Linked DNA regions of Mus musculus: region 1 is linked to region 2. The links are chromatin loops, found by intact Hi-C in ENCODE. Cell type or tissue: heart. All regions are shown on one strand.

Region 1 (2,500 bases), 80 kb after region 2:
CCACAGGACTTGGAGTTCATTGCCCTTTGACTGATGTCGTATCTACAAATTAAAGCAACATCACCCCATACTCCTTCTTCATCACACACCTTTCTCAACAGTGCTATAAGCATGCACTTACTTGAAGCTCTCATTCTTTCAGATATCCTCTTACTAGATCTTTCTGAGCCATTCTGCTTTATTCACTTATGGACTCTATATCCACATAAATTTCTTTACTTCACCATGGATGATTGAGTATCTATTATTTATGGTGGATGGACACACTGGTTGGGTCTAAAAAAACCACACATTTACAAATTGACTCTGCCACTTATTACTGGCCTTAGACAAATCATTTCCCAAGTCTTCCTTTCTATATCTGTAAAGGCTATGACCATCATCAACATGACTGCATACAGGAGGCTGAGTAAAATGCCTTAATTCCAAGGCTTTGTTCACACTAAGAGGAAATACATTTTCATTATTGTTATCCATGGGAGTAGCCCCAGTTCTAAAATCTTATTTGCAAGAAAAATGCATCACGCCAATCATATAGACAAAAATTCACTGTGTGAGCTGAGTTCACACCATTACGTATAGGTTGGAATCAAAGTTGGCCAGTTAGATTAGGAGCCAGCACTTTAAAATCATCATTCAAAGCACAAATTGCCTAATTAATCAGGTGACAAATGGAATAATCATTTAAGAATCTTTTATGGGCATTTATTTAGGGGGAAAAAAAGTTTCCAGGATAAATTCATAAATCTTCTAAATTACATTGTGAAACCAGTAACATGTATGAAAGTCTTGACTCTATTTGAACAATATAAGACTGGCTCAAATTGGCACTTTATCACACAAACTATGCTCAAAATTAAATTTACTAACCACCTTTCAGAATCTGTCCCATTAACATATAATAACACATATATTAGATCCCATACTACAGGGTCACATTTAGGAGGTTTTCCATTAAAACTATCCCAAGTATATCCAAGAGATCACTAAGACTCAACATTTATTGAAGCTCCGGACACCAGGCACTTACCAAGGCTCTTGTCAGAGAGCAATCTATCTGTCTTGTGTACAGCCTTCTTTTCCATAATGAAAGCTGGAAGAAAGTGAGATAACACTTTTACCTGTGCTGCACCTGTAACTAGGATCACCTGATATACCCTCCAGTAAGTCCTCTGCATCCACTTTCAGGGACCAACTCATGTGCTGTAAGACATTTTAGTGGGAGCCACAACACAGGCTCAAGACCTGCGCTCCCTGATCAAGAAGGACAAAGTGCTGCCTCTTCCCACAGTGCCCGGAAGCCCAGGATTTGAGTTTACAAGCTTCTCCAGGTATAGACTTTATGAAGATAAGGCAAGTCCCCTGAGAAACCAGGTTCGCTCAGTCTGTTCAGGGGCTGAGTGTATGGGAGAGTTCTATCATGCCATTAGAATTCTACAGTTTCAAAACCCCTCTTAGGACTCTGGAGTCTTTCCTGAGTTTTGCTTCAAAGGATCATCATTTTTTATAGAGCCAACTTTTATTTATAGCTTTTATGGCTCTTAATTTCTGTAATTATTTTAATCATAGTCTTATAATTGGAACCATATTTTCAAATATTTCATTGTCATTTTATGCATTTTTCTGACATCAAAGCAATGTACAGTGCTTCTTATAATTTCATTTTGAATTCTATAATGCCATGCTCATTCATACAATTTTCTTAATACCTGATTGCTTATTTTATACCATATTGGTACATATCACAGTACATATATTTTATACTGTATTGTTACATATCAGTCATATCAGAGAGATGATTGAAATTTACCTGAAACCAACTCATTTCAAAATCTAAAGTTTTTCTTTTATTTCTAAAGTATTTTAAAATATTTTCTTATTTTTAATTGAAAATAAATTCTTCTGTGATGGTTTGTATACCCTTAGACCAGGGAGTGACACCATCTGGAGGTGTGGGCCTGTTGGAATATGTGTGACCTGGTTGGAATGGGTGTGTCACTGTGGGTGTGGGCATAAAATCCTCACCCTAGTTGCCTGGAAGTCAGTGTTCCACTAGCAGCCTTTGGATGAAGATGTAGAACTCTCAGCTCTGACTGTGCCTTGCCTGCCTGGATGCTGCGATGCTCCCACCTTGATGATAATGGACTGAACCTCTGAACCTGTAAACCAGCCCCAATTAAATGTTGTCCTTTATAAGACTTGCCTTGGTCATGGTGTCTGTTCACAGCAGTGAAATCCTAACTAAGAGAGAAGTTGGTACTGGGAGTAGAGTATTGCTGTGATAGGCCTGACCATGCTTGTATTTGAAAGAACGAGGGTTTTGTGACTTTGGATTTGGAACTCAGTAGAATGCTTTTAATGAAGCTTAATGGGTCATCCTAGTAGGAATATGGAAGACTTTGTTGCTGGTAGTAATTTGAACTTTGTTGATCAGGCCCAAGAGATTTCAAAGGAGAAGAATTTCAGAATGTGGCATAAAGACTGTTTTTGTGGTATTGTG
Region 2 (2,500 bases):
CCTGGAAAGGTTTTTTTTTCCCACTAAATAATTGCCCATAAAAGATTCTTAAATGATTATTCCATTTGTCACCTGATTAATTAGGCAATTTGTGCTTTGAATGATGATTTAAAGTGCTGGCTCCTAATCTAACTGGCCAACTTTGATTCCAACCTATATGTAATGGTGTGAACTCAGCTCACACAGTGAATTTTTGTCTATATGATTGGCGTGATGCATTTTTCTTGCAAATAAGATTTTAGAACTGGGGCTACTCCCATGGATAACAATAATGAAAATGTATTTCCTCTTAGTGTGAACAAAGCCTTGGGATTAAGGCATTTTACTCAGCCTCCTGTATGCAATCATGTTAATGATGGTCATCAGAATGGCTCAGAAGGATCTAGTAAGAGGATATCTGAAAGAATGAGAGCTTCAAGTAAGTGCATGCTTATAGCACTGTTGAGAAAGGTGTGTGATGAAGGAGGAGTATGGGGTGATGTTGCTTTAATTTGTAGAGACAACATCAGTCAAAGGGTAATGAACTCCAAGTACTGTGGAGGCATTTTGTATCTTAACCCCTGGATGTTAAAATGTAAAATAATTAATATATTACAAGTATGTGTTTTAGAATTGAGATGTAGACTGTTGTGTGATCTCATATATAAAATAGTATTCCTAGAATCAGAGTCCTTATGATGAATAGGTTGAAAGGGAAATAGTCCCTTATTGAGAGCAGAATAACAAATACAAAGAATATAACACCCAGTACAAATAAGACTTATATCGTAAATAAAAGGCAAATTCAAAACAAAAAACATGATTGTATAACCTTTAATCTTTTAGGATATTTATTTTATATTTTTATAATATGACCATGAAAATTGGCAACCTAATTTTAGTATATTTTTTTTATTACTTGAGTGAAAATAATTCATATTCAAGTAAATATACTATCTCTAAAGTTCACTGTGAAGTATAAGTCTTAGTTAAAGCAAATTGTAAATTGCATGTTATAAAAGGTTGGCGTTTATACTTACTGTGATGCGATCTATACTTCATACCAATTTTCAATGGAGAATTTTAAATATACAATGATATTATCTTGGGTTTTAACAATGATTGATAGATAGATAGATAGATAGATACCCTTAAAATGAAGGAATATTGTTCTCAACAATATGGATGGTTTTATGGAGCATTATGCTAAGGAACAGAAAGATAACCACAGTATAATCTACTTTCTAGCTGGAGTAAACAGATGAACTCATAAAAACAAAGAGTAGAAGTGTCTGAAAAAAAAATCAACCTCCTACACTTTGTCCTGACTTGAATTTGACTTATTTATGATGAAATTTACACATGTATACATGCACACATGTTCATACATCTTGACAGGCAGTTATACCTACATATTTTATGCCACTGTAAAGCAATATTTTGTCATTAATTTAAATCTAGCACCTGTGTCAATTTCAAGTCTACTCTTGACTCCTCTTAACCCTTGACAGCTCACCTGATACAACACAGTTTCATTTTCCTTTGTAAACAATTCATACGTGTTGGACAATATATGGTGTGTTAAGTAAATATTTTTTAATTAAAGGTATGTTAACTAAGTATAATGACTTAATATTTGTTTATCTATTTGCATTAATAATTAATCCATACTAATTGCCAAATAGGTTCTCTTTATATAAACTATTCCCTTATTGGCAGGTGTTTTGAGTTATTTCCACACTAGAAAAGTCATGAACAAAGCTGGCATGACTATTTTTGTCTTATTCTTTAGATGTATGTGTCCATTCTGTCTTGGGCAACGATTTTCGAGTTTAATTTCTTTGTAAAATAGTGGATATAAAACATGACTAAACTTACAATGTGCCATAATCCCAGCATCTACATTCTTCCTTCCATCTTCCTGAGTCTAATGGAGAGCCCACTGTTCCAGCGTTAGAATTCTTTCTGCCGTGGTTTTCAATTCCAGGCACTTTGTCATTATGTGCTTATTGTTCAAATACAGATACCTGGTGATTTGGATAATTTCAATAATTTGTATATTTTCTTTGTAAAATGTCAGTTTAAGCCTTCTTATTTCTCCCCATTACCTTTAAACGTATTTGAAGACATATTTGTATACTCTAAACAAAAATTCTTTTTAAATTCAGCAGTGGAAGTGGGGATTGTGCATATTTCTCTCTGTTCACATTTTCACTAGAAAACTTACAAATCTGGCAAGATAAGATAGATTAATTTGATAGTTATTGCCTCTTCTGTCTTAAAAAAATAATAGCTTCTAGTGGATGGTAAAATTTATTTTCCTGTGTTGAATCTAAAAATATTAGTATTTTAAAAGATTTGTTTATTTTTGTTGTTTTTAGAGACTATTTTAACTTAAAAATATTAATATGTATTTGGAAGGATTGTAAAGTTAGATTTGAGGTTTTACTATTTAAGCATGATAAAATTACCCAATTACCTAACAAGTTTCTATGTTTATTGAATTAGTAAATTAATTTCT

Evidence for each region. Hi-C counts contacts between places; a loop is a spot of excess contacts. Peaks named below come from ENCODE experiments on the same cell type or tissue, not always from the same donor. Only the 100,000 strongest peaks of a DNase experiment are listed, where the experiment ranks them.
Region 1: a loop joins it to region 2, with 9 times the contacts of the local background. A loop is called at or near these places in 14 of 42 quality-filtered maps.

Annotation. Positions count from the first base shown.
Region 1 is chr7:103,386,022-103,388,521 of GRCm38, forward strand. No RefSeq gene overlaps it. Among named protein-coding and RNA genes, the nearest start is that of Olfr603, 3.3 kb to the left of the region's middle. In heart, no CTCF peak of the experiment used is centred here; no DNase peak of the experiment used is centred here.
Region 2 is chr7:103,306,212-103,308,711 of GRCm38, forward strand. No RefSeq gene overlaps it. Among named protein-coding and RNA genes, the nearest start is that of Olfr596, 2.3 kb to the right of the region's middle. In heart, no CTCF peak of the experiment used is centred here; no DNase peak of the experiment used is centred here.